Linked DNA regions of Homo sapiens: region 1 is linked to region 2. A link is a contact called in ENCODE Hi-C data. All regions are on one chromosome and are shown on one strand. The core of a region is the stretch at or near the end of the contact, and the rest is flanking DNA. Distances in the headings are between cores, read along the strand shown. Region 1 holds the start of ADRB2 (adrenoceptor beta 2). Region 2 overlaps ARHGAP26 (Rho GTPase activating protein 26).

What was found. Hi-C counts contacts between places; a loop is a spot of excess contacts on that map. Pooled maps may share reads with other maps.
Region 1: a loop to region 2 is called in a pooled map of psoas muscle, with 6 times the contacts of the local background. The contact joins two enhancer-like sites. A Hi-C loop is called at or near these places in 2 of 50 pooled maps.

The regions. Positions count from the first base shown.
Region 1 is chr5:148,826,556-148,833,867 of GRCh38, reverse strand. ADRB2 (adrenoceptor beta 2) reads right to left here and starts at 7,257. Exons shown (of 1, transcript NM_000024.6): 1 at 5,245-7,257. The coding sequence starts at 7,036. The coding sequence ends at 5,795. RefSeq lists an enhancer at 6,357-6,942 and silencers at 6,989-7,128, 7,219-7,312. Within about 2 kb of position 2,052, at least 10 of the 41 ENCODE cell types and tissues checked have a DNase peak (open chromatin) inside an H3K27ac peak, as active enhancers do.
Region 2 is chr5:143,132,601-143,140,123 of GRCh38, reverse strand. ARHGAP26 (Rho GTPase activating protein 26) reads right to left here. Exons shown (of 23, transcript NM_001135608.3): 19 at 6,019-6,157. Among named protein-coding and RNA genes, the nearest start is that of ARHGAP26-IT1, 56 kb to the left of the region's middle. RefSeq lists a silencer at 5,040-5,149. Within about 2 kb of position 4,180, at least 4 of the 41 ENCODE cell types and tissues checked have a DNase peak (open chromatin) inside an H3K27ac peak, as active enhancers do.

The sequences.
Region 1 (7,312 bases), core at 803-3,302, 5.7 Mb before region 2:
TTCTTTCGTACCTGAACACTATAAAATCAGGCCAATGGGCAAACAGGAATTATAACATCTGTATCACAGTATACATAAAAGTAAGTTCAAGGGAACATTTGTAAAAGTATCAGCAGTGGATCCAAAACAGTATAAATAATATAATTCTATTTTCATTTACAAATATATTTATGTACATTTGTATAGCTAGGCTTAGAACAAAGACTGGAAGCATATACATCATCAAATTTATTGATGGTTATCTTTAGGTGGTGACATTAAGTGGGATTTATCTCATTTTATACTTTCATATACTTTTAAATGTCCTATAATAATTATCCATTATCCTTTTAAAAAGAAAAAAATATGCTTTTAAAAATAAAAGCAATGCAGTCAGATGTGTGGTGCTGAAGACTTCCTAATATCTTACAGAATTTTAGAGAAAGAAGGAAACAGAGGACCCATATAAACCAAAGCATCTCTCTTTAGAGGTGATGAAATGGGTCTAGAGAAGGGAAGTGGCCTGCCTGAGGTTACCCAGACTCTTAGTGGCTGGGCTATGACAGACCCCAGGTCTCCAGGCTTTGGGGCTAGAAGCTTTGAAGTGTTCCAGTGCTAGCCAGGGACCTGCCTCTATTCCTTCCTGCCCTGTAGGGGTGACAAAAAGACCAGAGGAAGTGCAATGATTCCGAGGGTGGAGAAGGATGTAATAGTCTTTGCAGAGAGGACTTTGCAGCTCTCATTATTCTCGCTCTGGGAGTTAGTAGGTCATTTGCAAAAGGCATGGGAAGAGCAGCTGATGAAAAGGTCTAATAGTTTGGAAAACTGCTTAACCTTATTGCTCTATTTCTGGATTTCTCCCCATGGCCAAAGGTTGTTGAGATACTGATTTCCCCCGGAGGTTTCCCATTTAGGAATGCAGTGAAACCTCTGAAATCCAGAGGAATTGGGGAGAAGGCCAGCTGGAATTAGGGAACAGTTTGAATACACTTTAAGAACATTCAGGTCTGCTGTTTTCAAGGACATAGGATCACAGATTTGGAAAGAGCCTAGCCCAGCCTCCTGCTCAGTGCAGGCCTTGTGCTTCATCCTGAACAGAGCTTCAGCTTCATCTGGGCTTCTCTTGAATGCTTCCAAAAACGGGAGGTTCACAATTCTGATAGATCATTTATTTCGCTCTTTGGAAAGTCTTCCTATACCCGAGCTAGAATCTGCCTTTCTGTAAAGTTCTGCTTGCCTTCTTGTATTCATGCAGAACCGAGAAATCTGTTTTTTTCCCCCCTAGATCATACTGAAAAGCAATTATCATGCACCAAATAGTACTTCACAGCATTCTCTTCTGCAGGCTGACAACCTTCAGAATATTCAACCATTGTTTATATGGCAAATGTCATCAACTCTAATTAGAAATATAAATGATTATCTCTAGCCTGTAAATTAACAACTGTATAAATTCAGAGGGGAGCAGAGCTTAGATACCACCTGTACTGGCCTCAAATTACAGATGAGTAAACGGAAGTCGGCTGAAGAAAACCGCCTCACCCAACTTCAGAGAGAGAGAGAGTGGGGTGGTGGGTGGGAGGTTGGAGGGGGGCTCTTTTCACCTCACCCTGCCTCCTATTATTCACAAAACACCAGAATTTCTCAAGTTCTTGAAAGTGCTTAGGAAGTTTGTTCTCTTACGCATTTAGAAAAATCCCTCCTTCAAATTATATTTGCACTGTCAGTGAAGTATGGATTAGCACAGACTGAATTTAGTAGAGGTTATACTGTCAATGGAAAGTATCATTCAAAGCATATTAAGCTTCCTTGCTCTCTGCTGTCAGAAAATCATCTCCTTTGATCTAGAATGCTAGCTCAAGATGGAAAACATACCTATATGGCTACCCAGGCCTATCAAATTTCCATAAGGTCTGGCTACCCACTCAATTTAGGAGGCCTTCCCAACTTTGGAGCTGAGAAAGAGTGCCAGGACGTAGGGCAGCCTGTGTTTCTGCTTTACTCTGCTGTGTTCGTTTTAGAGTTTCATATCCTCTTTCCATTTTGGTCTGATTCTCTGATGAGAAGACAAAACAAAGACTTGGAGAAGCAAACTAGGCACTTCAGTGATTGGTTTTTTGTGTCAGTCCCCAGAAACCCTGCAGTCACATGCTTGGAAGGGAACATTCCTCCCTGCCTCAACCCACAGCAGTCTCCGTCTTCTCTCAACAAAGTATTGCATTTCCAGTTCTTACACTTGTTCTGGCACAGATTCTAAGCTACCTCGTGCTGCTTCCTGGTTTGCCTGGGTGCTAGGCTCCATGGATCCTGGAATCACAGAGACCTGGGTTCTCGTCCTGACTCTGCAACTAGTTGGTTGTATGGCTTTGGAAAGTTACTGAAGCTTTCTGAGCCTCAGCTCCCTCATTTGTTAGATGAGGACAATTATGCTACCTACATCATACAGTTGTGAGGACATAACGCCTAACAGGTGTCTAACATAGTCACTAACTTTTAGTAAGATTCCATAAAAGGTATCTGCTTAGTATCCTTAATATCATGATCCAAAAGGCAGAAATGGAAACCTATACTTTTCTCATGCTGCATACAGTAGGTGCTCCATAAATACTTTCTGACTGATTCTGGTTTAGGCTCCATTTGGCAATAGGTTCACCATAAGAAACATTCTAAGAATCATGTAAAGACAGTTCCTATTCTCAAGCTCCCCTTTCTCCAGATTCCTTATCCCATTAATTATTGCAGTGGGGAGGCTCACCCTGTCCTGCCACTGTTCACACCTCTCAGCTTGCATCTTAGAAAAAAGTTCTTCTTATTTGACAGACTCTGAGAACTTGCTGTCCAGGCAAAAAAAAAACTCACGATGAGGAATACAACACAAACCTTAGGTGGCCAGCATGTCAGCAAACAGAGAGACGAAGGGACACTGACAAAAGCCAACCCCTCAAAAGAAACAAAGCAACACACCAAAGAGGTAGAAAGCAAAGGATTAAGATATGCCTAGAATGCTCTTGCTTATCAGGACCCTTAAAACTAATCAAGGTTCTTGTGTCTACAGTATTCCTAAAGGAACGTGAATATGGTTAAACTCTCCTTTTAGCTGGGAATCTGAATTAACATTAATACCTGAATTTTAACAGAAATTACATTAGACATTCCTTTAGGCAAAAGAGTATATATACAACACCGACATCTGGTTATAAAGAGCTAAGGAATCTCCCAGCTTCCCTAAATGCAGAAGATATCCTAGTGGATGCTTGTTGAGTTAAATGAACAATTATTTCTTTTGTCTCTATTGCAGATTATTTGTTTATGCTCTAAATTTTGTGTTAAGGACAAAAGAAAAATATATTGGCTGAAATGAATGTGTTATGTTATAGCCCCAGTTGAGGGTGAGGAAAGAACGCAATGCTAATGTGGTGGAGAGAATGCAGCAGTTCCTGGAATAGCAGTTGGGTTCCCTGGCTTGAGTCCCACTCTGACATCCTTGGCTGCTTACCTTGGGCAAGCCCTTCACCTCACAGCGTTTCAGTCTCATCAGATGTTAAATACTTTCTATGGGCTCTTCCATGTCTGAGATCTTATGAGGCTACAGGGAGCATGAATATTAGCCAAAGAAGCTGCCCAAATCTCTGAGTGTGGAGACCAGAGCAGTAGAAAGAGAATGTGATAATAGCAGTAGAAAGAGAAGGTGATAATGTGTAATAAGGGTTTTCAATAGGTATGAAAACCCTTGGAAAAAAGTAAAAGCACTGAATGACACACATTCTCCAATTTGCCATGGCATGTTCCAAAATCACAGGCGCCTAACCTTCTCCTGATAGCTCGGTGCTCACCCAAACATCCCATCATTGAGTTGACAGGAAGCAGAGAAGGCCAATGCTTTTCTGGTTGGGGACCTTGGCTGCAACAGAAAGGAAGAGGGGAGTGGAGTCAGCTTCATGAGCCAGTGGAATGGCAATGAACCCTGCAGGCTGATCTGCTCTAGCCTGGCGTTGCCAAGGAGGACGATCCACTTCATCAAACCTGGGCCAAGCTCTGGCTCAGACACACAGGCAAAAATAGAAAGGGGCTGGGAGAAGAAATGTGTTTACTTTTGTGATTTCCCCTAACGTGCCTCTTGACAGTATTATAATCTCTTCACAAACAGGAGTCATGGCCCACAGGCCTCACCTCCATTGATAAACCCTCTCAAACAATTCATGTACAGACTTAAAGCCTTCTTAACATTTCATGATCACTATTTGGGCAGCTAGAAAACAAGTTTAGAAGGCAGCATGATGGAATGGAAAGAGTGCTGGTGAGGGTCTGTTACTGCCTAGGTGAACTGTGAAAATCCCTCTCTAAGGCTCTGCACAATCAAGCGCTTGCATTAGAAAGAATGTATGTATCTGCTGAGATTTTTACAGTTTCTACCAGTGACTCTCAACCAGGGGCTAATTCGCACCTCAGGGGCTCTTTTGCAATGTCTGGAAACATTTTTGCTTGTTATAAGCAGGGGGTGCTATTGGCATCTAATGAACAGAGGCCAGAGGTGCTACACATACAATGATGCAGCCCCCATAACAAAGAGTTATCTGGTCCAAAATGCTAACAGTGCTAAGACTCAGAACCTTGGTTTACACTGAATCGAGGAGAGTCAGTGGGAGAAGAAAACAGGGACCAAAGGAAAGAAGGAAAAGGGGTTAAAATTCTGTTTCTAGTTCATGAGGTATCCATCAGTTATGTGTTCTCCAGCTTTTCTCCCCATGACCAATGCCTTTTGAATTTTCCCTCAGAATTACGGGGCCATGTCTGAGTAGCTTCCTCATAAGAACATCTTCCTTATCCCTAAAATGCCAAGCCCTGATGCAGTACAAAGAGCTCCACTGTAACACATGGCCAAGACAGAAATATAAACAGTTTTGAAACAAGTAGAACTGGAAGGTGGGTGGTGGGTGCACGTGGAGAGAAAAAAACATATCCCCTTAACTCCGCTTCTGTGAGTCAGTGTTTCTGAGGTAACAACACAGAACAATAACCATAGGGAGAGTTGAGCTATACTAAGAGCAGGCAGAACTGATTTGGGGCACAAGTGTCAGGAGAGATGCAGCTTTGCAGCAGCAGACTCAAAGGCAAATGAAAGGGTTAAGCAATCTGTGCATGTCATTCTTGTATCATTCTACATTAAGTCATGGGCAGTAATTACAAGTAGTTACCTGCGGTTTCCAGTGGGGGAGGCAACAGCACTCCAGTCAAGGGGTTTTGGAGAAACAGGTGCAATGAAGGCATGGTCAAACAATTTATTTACTGTAAACTTTAGACTTTGCTCGGGAAAACAACTGAAGCTGCTCCTCAAATCCCTGCCTAAAATACCCCGTGTGAGCAAATAAGAGGAGTGGGGGAAGAGTCCATGTTCACAGCTGAAAGGTCCGAGATACTCAAAATCCTCAAGTCCAAGGGTGTAGGAAGGAAAATCTCCTTCAGATACAAATTACCAGCAGCAATATATTACCCCTAATACTTGAATAGTGAGGTAGATACATGGAAAAGTCATGAAAATATAGCAGACTCAGGTCCTCTAGGACTAAAGCTCTTTAGACATAAACTTACAAATTCCATGCAAAGAGGAACTGAACTGTACAAATAACAAATAATCACTCAAATAAGTTTTCTCTCTTTTTACAGCTTAAAAAAATAAAAAAGGCAGAAGGATGCCCTTCCTTCTGCATATCTCTATACAATTTTACAATTTTATTCTAAGTTTATTACCCTCAAGTTAAATAGTCTGTTTAGTGTTCTGTTGGGGGGGGGGGTCTTTAAAAGTAGAAAAACTGCTTTACAGCAGTGAGTCATTTGTACTACAATTCCTCCCTTGTGAATCAATGTTATCGCTAGGCACAGTACCTTGATGGCCCACAAAGTCTTCCGTGCCTGGGAGGTCTTCACACAGCAGTTTATTTTCTTTCTCCTGTTCCACGTGATATCCACTCTGCTCCCCTGTGTTGCCGTTGCTGGAGTAGCCATTCCCATAGGCCTTCAAAGAAGACCTGCGCAGGCACAGAAGCTCCTGGAAGGCAATCCTGAAATCTGGGCTCCGGCAGTAGATAAGGGGATTGAAACCAGAATTGACATAGCCTATCCAATTTAGGAGGATGTAAACTTCCTTACGGATGAGGTTATCCTGGATCACATGCACAATGTTAACGATGAAGAAGGGCAGCCAGCAGAGGGTGAAAGTGCCCATGATGATGCCTAACGTCTTGAGGGCTTTGTGCTCCTTCAAGCAGAACTTGGAAGATCTGCGGAGTCCATGCCCCGTCCGCCCATCCTGCTCCACCTGGCTAAGGTTCTGGACATGGAAGCGGCCCTCAGATTTGTCAATCTTCTGGAGCTGCCTTTTGGCCTCCTGAAAGACCCTGGAGTAGACGAAGACCATGATCACCAGGGGAACGTAGAAGGACACGATGGAAGAGGCAATGGCATAGGCTTGGTTCGTGAAGAAGTCACAGCAGGTCTCATTGGCATAGCAGTTGATGGCTTCCTGGTGGGTGGCCCGGTACCAGTGCATCTGAATGGGCAAGAAGGAGGTAAGGCCTGACACAATCCACACCATCAGAATGATCACCCGGGCCTTATTCTTGGTCAGCAGGCTCTGGTACTTGAAAGGTGAAGTAATGGCAAAGTAGCGATCCACTGCGATCACGCACAGGGTCTCAATGCTGGCCGTGACGCACAGCACATCAATGGAAGTCCAAAACTCGCACCAGAAGTTGCCAAAAGTCCACATTTTCATAAGAATATGGGCGGCCCCAAAGGGCACCACTGCCAGGCCCATGACCAGATCAGCACAGGCCAGTGAAGTGATGAAGTAGTTGGTGACCGTCTGCAGACGCTCGAACTTGGCAATGGCTGTGATGACCAGCACATTGCCAAACACGATGGCCAGGACGATGAGAGACATGACGATGCCCATGCCCACCACCCACACCTCGTCCCTTTCCTGCGTGACGTCGTGGTCCGGCGCATGGCTTCCATTGGGTGCCAGCAAGAAGGCGCTGCCGTTCCCGGGTTGCCCCATGGCGCGCAGTCTGGCAGGTGAGCGCACTGGCTGGGGGCGCCTCAGCGGGCGGACCCACGGCGGGGCTCTGCGGGCCGCGAGCGGACGCCTGGAAGCCTCATTCAGCGGCTGTGGTGTGGGTGTGGTGGGGACTCGTCCTGCACACTCAGCTTGTCGGGTGCTAGGGGCTCGCGGTGCCTGCCAGTTCCAGCCCGTGCTCTGAAGAAGCCGCTTCGCAGTGCGTTCTGCCCGTTATGTGCACAGGACTTTAGGGGAACTGCCCTCGCCGTGACGTAC
Region 2 (7,523 bases), core at 2,931-5,430:
TGACTCAGAATATCCTGGGTAGGAGACCAAGCATCTGTATTTTTAACAAGCTCCCTACAAGATTCAAATGCACACTCAAGTCTATGAACCACTGTTCCAAGAAACGCATTTCAACATCTTGGTATAAATGCTAAAAATTTGGGACAGAATAAATCCTAAGTGTCACTTTGCAAACCCTTGGAAGAAATCTATAAGGTACAAGACCTTGTTGCTGGCTCCCTTCAATCCTTCTGGCTCCCCCTTCTACAGTCGTCCAGAAAAAGCACAGCGTGTGTGTCAGTACCTTTCACCTAGATGTACCAGTACAGTCTCTGCTGGATGGTGTATCTGTGTGGAAACTTGGAGATTAAAGAGTAATCTCCTTTGCTGCCATTCATCTGGGAGCACAGTTGAAAAACCTCGTTCCATCTGTTCGAAGGTGATCGCAAATGAGCGTGAGTGGCTTGGCCGAGCATATTAAAGCTACCATTCAACACATATCGCTCTCTGTGTAGTTGGTGCTAGATTTGGAGGGGAGACTGTCACGTGGCTGCAGCCTGCCAGGACGCACATTGAGGTACCCATTCAATATGGTTCAACTGCCCCCATGTAGCCCTGGAAGCTGGAACAGATGGTTTTCATTGCTTCTGTAACTCAGGCTAGCAAGGTTTTCACTTCTGTAGCTCAAGAACTGACAAAGGTACCCTTTTGGAGATAACAAAGTATAGGGAAGGAAGACTAGAAGACTACCTGGGTACAAATCCCTTCTCTGCCATTTGCTGACAGTGTAACTGCTTAACCTCTTGACCTCAGTTTACTTGTCTGTAAAATGTGGATATAAGAACCTACCTCACAGGATTATCATCAATTGTGGGGATGACACGAGATAATGAGGTTAGTAGGCACATAAGTAGAGCTATAATTATTTTTATTTTTATTGTTATTATTAGATGAGGTTCAAATTTAGTTTGGCCTGAAAGTTCTTTACCAAATGTATCCATTTGTACTTCCACCCCAGCCCCTCAGCATTTTACCGGCAGATGCCCAGCTGAATGAAACTTTGAACTCCAGGTTCTTAAGTGGAACTGGAAACATTTTCCCTTGGAGATAAGGAAGAGTTCGCGGACTAGGTCACAACAGCTAACCCTAAAAGAATGCATCTCCTGGGGAACCATCCCACAATTTGAAAGCAAAATAACGACTGGTTAACAGTGTCACTTTGAGGTAGAATGACAGGGTTCAAATCTACGTTGTTGCCGTGTAACCCTGAGCGTACACTATTTAATGTAAATTTTATTTCCTTTCGACTGTAAAACAGGGACAGTACCTGTGTCATATAATTTTAAAGATTAGTTGGGCTGTTGTGGTGCACAATGTCCAACACAAGAAACCACCTGGTAAGTTATATAGTCATAGATATTAAACACAGACAAGAAAAAAATCAATTTCTAGGGAAAACGTCTTCCAGGTTCAGTTTGGCTAAATCACCTTTCTACAGTTCTCTCCGCAGTTCTACAGACAAGAGCTGCCCACTGCTACTCACAGAGAGACTCTCCCATCACAGACCACCGTTCCTATCTATTGGGCCAGAATGGGACCCTTCATATCATTTTGTATCTTTCTCAAAACTCTTCCTTTCAGAAAACCTTCCTTGACTGTCTACAGATAACTTTGATATCTAGCTCCTTCCTCACTAAAATATTCAGTGGTTTCCTGATGGTTTGTATTTGTTGCTACGATGCTTTCTAAATCCTGCATTTCCCCATCATTCCCTTTCCTCTTGTCCACAAAGTTTTCATCTCAGAGGCTGCTCCCATTTCACTCCTAGCCCCATTTCCATCACACATTGCCTATGATATGAGGAGCGACTTGCTGTCTTATAACTGACCTAAGTCCCTGCCCAGCACAGAGCATGAGAAACCATCAAGCTCCTCATTCTGAGAATAGACCACAGCTTTACGTTTAGGAAAAGGAAAACAAAACAAAACAAAACACAAAACCACCTAGAGAAGACTATACTAATACCCATAGATTAAAGAGAGAGAGTCGCAGGCAGGGACCTGGGCACACAACTGGTCTACTCACACTGTAGGAAAAACCCCTTCTGGCAAATAAGACACACATCTATGAGCATATTCTAATATCCCAGACCATGAGCCTGAAGTGCAGGTGCAAAGGCAGAGGCCTGAGCCTGAGGAGCTTCTTCTCTGGGAAGGAAGAGGCAAATGACAATCCAAGGCCAAGATTCACCTCTAAGAGCAAACAGTGGGCTCCAACTTTTGCACAGAGTAAGGACACTGCAGAGAGGCTGGGAGAAAAATGTATGCTGCCAACAGCACCTGGAGTCTCTTTGAGGGAAATACCTAAGTGAGCTACTCTGGAAGCCTCAACCCCACTAAGCATTTCAACTGCGGACTGGAGAGAGGACTGACAAATGGAATGCCAAATAAACATTAACTTGCAAGTGCATCAATGAAGAGAAAAAGGAGAATGACTGGACTCAAAAGGGATCAGGTGGACAGACTTATCAAAAGAAATGAGGTTCTGAAAATGATCGCAGGGCAAGTGTGAAGGTAGAGGAGAGGTATGCGGGAGTGCGCATGTGCATGTGCCTATGGGTGCATGTGTGCCCTCACAGCATATCCCTCCAACCAGGTATCTGCTCTGTGGCAAGAACCTGAAGAAAGGTAAGGTCGCATCAAACCAGGACAGGTGTCACTATGAACTGAAAGGGCACAGCAGGAAACTGACATGAACGGCAAGTGTCCACAGCCCACTGACAATATCTGAACCCAATTCTAGTTGAGTGGAGGAAAGGAACTTGAGTTTCTATACTTAAATTAAGAGGAAGGATGGAAGTCAGTCAAAATTAAAAGCCAGTTTGTGGATTCCAAACAGTGATATGCATTCCACAAGTGGGACACAAAATAATTCTAAGGTGGGATATGGATGACCACTTTCCATCTTAATGGTTACATGTTTATTTTAACATATATTAGAGAATAATACAGTGAGACCATTGAAGTCGTGTTCTTAGAGGTCTTATGTATCAGGATGAAGCCAGGGAAAGAAGTGAGTTGCTTTAAGGTTAACTTAAAGAAGTATATTAAATAAGTCACAGTGCATGAGCTATGTGGCTGTGGCACAAATGGTGAATGAGGGGTTATGTACATGACTGGCATTTGGGAAGCACTGAGCTAGGTGTGTCAGGAGGCCTCAAACTGAAATCACTGTTATATGGAAATATATACCTTTTTTCACAAATTATTACATTTGCATAATCGTTACCTGTACTTTAATGCCAAACAGTAAATTCAGCAAAGTGCTAGGATAAAGTTTTCTGTCTTTGTCCATAGACCAGACAAAGAGAAAGGTGAAGTGTGTGAAAACTTCACAGTGCATTATCATCTGCTCACCCGACAGTGACGGGTGGCTGGATTACAACCTGGGAGGGAGCAGGTCCCAGCAGAACCTTCCAGCTCCTAGCTCAGTCTTCCCCAGTCAACTCTCCCACTGCCCCCCCACAGGGTGCCTTCCATGCCGGTTTGGATAGTATGCTAGCTTCGCAGAAAAAAAGGGGTCTCTAAAACAAACCAATATATACACACAGACACCCATATAAATTGCAGTTAAAGAACACACAGACTTGCAGTTAAAATGTTTATTCTCTGAGAAAGGAGGGAAAGTTAGGCTCCCTACAAATATCTGAGCATATCTGTATGCTCCGGTCATGTTTCCAGGGAGCATTTCCTAACATTTAGAGAAAGGCCCTATTGTTCACTGTCTTCTCCTTTTGCATCCCCTGTCTACCATCTGCAGACATGGACAGAGCAGCTTGCTCTGCAGCTGAGACAGACCTGCTTTCACACATCCTTAACTTTCATCCTCTGCCTTGTGTGATAAAATTAATCTTGGACAAAGATCTAGCTGATTTTCTCCTGATCTCCATCTTCATTCTTATGAGCTCCCAGAGAATGCTTTAAAGCCTATTCCAAAGCTGCTTCTGCTTCATTCTAACCACATACCCAGCACTATTTTAAGCTTAGGGAATTTACCAATACTGTCTAGCCTCTCCTAATCTACACCGTACACTGATAAGTACAAAACATTAGGTGACCGTGGCTGTCCTGGAAACCTGAGAAGCACATTACCCCATAGCCTGATGCCTCATTCATTCAGCAGGTGTGAGTGAGGCCAGTTCTGTTCCAAGTGTTCCCTGGTACACTCGCAGGGGCCCAGGCCACGTGCAGACCACAGTGAGAATGACCCCAGCCAGATATTTAAAAGGAACACAGGCTACTGTTAGAAGGAAAGCCAATCCCAGGACAGGGTCAAAGTCCTGAAACGTTGTATATCTGTTGACCTAGAAATTATTCTAAGAATTTATCTAAAGAAATGTTCATGAAAAAAGAGCAGATTTAGTTACAAGGATGTTAATAGTAGCTTTACTTATAAAAGCAAAATATTTGAAACAACCCGAATGATGCTAAATATACCAAGGTACAGCCACATGATGAGATTCAATGACATCTTGAAGTGCAGTAAGGGTTTTGGGATGGGGAAGGTTTGCTTTTAGAAGTTATGGTAAGGAAGGCCACTACTTTAGAAATACAAGGGGATTAAATAAGCACCTTTTTGGTGACAAAAAGAAAGATACCAATCCAGATATGAAGCCTCTCCTCTTCAAGGCAAAGTAGCTCACTGTCCTGCCTCTGTCCCTTTACTGTACCTCACAGAAACGAGTTATAATAATGATGATGATGGCAATACCTGTGCCATTACCACCCAGCATTTACTGAGCACTGACTCTGCTCCTGGCAACATTTGAAGGGCCTTAATCCTCAGAACAACCCCATGAAATAGAAAGCATCAACCCTATTTTGCAGAAAAGGAGAATGGGGCCCTGAGATATTAGGTAACTTCCCAAGCCACTCACTGCTGATGAGCAGCAGAGGCAGAATCACACCCAGACGACCTGGGGCCAGAGTGTGTTTAACCACTGTGTTCTGCTACCTCTCTCAATGTGTATATCTCTAATGAAGCAGCTGTGATGCTGACTCACATTTGTAGTCACTTGTCTACCTTCCTTACTCAGTTTTGAACTCCTTAAAGCCAAGGTCCCATGCTTATATTCCCAGTCCCTGGTAGGTGTCGTGTAAACGTCAGCTGCATGAATGAACCATCCTTGGTTATCTGTGTGTGATTAAACGGTAACCAATAATGGTAGTAGCTGCTCTCAGTAATTGGCCCTTGCCATGTCCCAGGCCTTATGCCAGATGCTGAAATGCATAATTTCATTTAATTCGCATAACTTCCTATGAGTGGGTCCTATTATCCCTATTTTACAGATGAGCAAATGGAGGCTCTCTTAGAGCAAAGGCTGAAACAATACTGTATATTTTAGGGGTCAGTACCTGATCATTGCAAAGAACTCAGAAATCCTGAGATGAAAAACGGATGTGATATAATTGTGGTGATAACACACTGGTATTTGGAACAAGTAAGGTATTGTTCCCTAATTAATTCACTAATGAATTTCAAATATTTTTAGGTGTCGACTCCATGCCAGGCACCATGAAAGGTGGAGTAAAAGATCAAGCCGTACAAGGTCCCACCCTCACAGAGTCACATTCTAGTAGGGCATGTGACTCACACTAATGGGTATTTCATTACAACCGAGAAAAGGAAAGGACACTGGATCTATGGGAATTGCTAACAAAAGGGGAGCTTAAGAAGCAGTGCCTGAGCTCAGCTCTTATTGTGTAGGAGCAGGAGGAAAAGAGACTCAGCTGTTTGTCCACAGGTGATCTGGAAAGAGAATCCTCAATGGCAGCCCTTCTCTTTCATTCTCAATAATATTGCTTCCTGTCCTATCAGGGTTACTCAGCAAAGGCACTTGGGAGGGCACAATGATACAGTCTTCAAGGACACAAAAAGCCAGTAGCACACAGAGAAAAGCTGGAAGTGTCCACCCTGAGCCGTGCAGGTAGCATGGGATGTCCCTGAATGCCACGCTGGCCCTATGCAGCAAAGACTCACGTTTCTCTGTTGACTGAACGGTGTGGAAGAGCGTCAGGGGCCTCTCGCTGCAGGACGGGGGCTTGGAGTCACTGCTCTTCTTCCGAGACAGGTGCAGCTGGGCATTGGTGAGAGGCATATCGGGCACGGTGTTAAATATCTGCAAACGAAGTTTCACAACAAGGTTACTCACATCTGTGGACTGGGAAGAAAACAGGCCTGAAGCAGTACAACGGAAAGCTTGGCAGTGTCTTGGAATTAGCAAGAAAAGATCCGAGAAGACCACTGGCAGTTGTTCAAGACTTCATTTTAAACTTTTCTAGGAAATGGCATTAAACATTCTTGTTTGGAAGCTTATCCCAGAGTTTGATAACCACCCACTTCCATTTCTAACCTCTTCTGCCACAATTTCCACTAAGCGTCTTTTTATTGTTCTCTCCAGGGAAAAAGAAAGCAGCTGTGCTCAATAGAAGCCACTGTCTGTTAACAGCACTTGAAGTTTTTTGACTACCTTTGTCCAGAACCAATGAATCAAAAATTCCTTTATTTTTCTCCATTGGTTCTAAGTTCTTAACAATTACTTCACAACTTTCTTAAACTGTGAAACATGTATTTAAATAACATTTCACAAAGGGTCCCAGGGCAGGGCACCATTTCCCAATCCTCATCAATTGTCCTCAGCTGCAGCATCCTTTTCTAGTTCAGCAGCTCCGTGTTATCTGTGATGCTGAGCTTTTCCTCGTTTATCTTGATAAAAGTAACACACACACACCCACACACGTACTATGGACAATTTGAAAAATGCAGAAAAGTCTCAAGAAGAAAACAAAAAATTATCCCGATTTTACCACCTAGAGATAACCACTGTTAGCATTTAGGTTTTATTTATTTATAAGCTTTTTTTTTGGAGGAGGGGCTTTTATTCTTCTAAAAGTTCATGCTAAAAAATGAGAAGAAAATGATAGAAATCATGACAACTCTCATCTTTATTTCTACAGATAAAAGTATGGCAGACTTTAATAATTATAATAGCTAATACTTATATGGTGCTTACCATGATTATAGTAGCCACCACTTATTGCAGACTCCCTTAGGTACCAGTCGTCACACTGTGTACTTTTCATGTAGCTCACTCAGTTCTCAGCAATCCTGAGCAACAGGTAATGTCCTCAGCATTTTATAATGAAGAACTAAGGCTCAGGGAGGTTCAGTAGCCACAATTGTAGATACAATTTCAGAAGATAACAGTTTTTTTTTTTTTTTTTACCCCAGATTCCTTTTTAAATGGATACAATAATACTGATGCTCATTCATTCAATCAACACACACCTTTTAAGCATCTCTTTTATAGTAGGCACTATGGGTCTAACAGTGAAGGAGGCAAACACGTTCTGTGGTTAGAGAGTCTGCCCTCCTGTAGCTATGGTTTACTGAGTCCTTGCCACACCAGGCACTAAGTTAAATGCTTTGTATGAATTATTCCAGTTAATGTTAACACACACTTTTCATCATTGAAATTATATTCT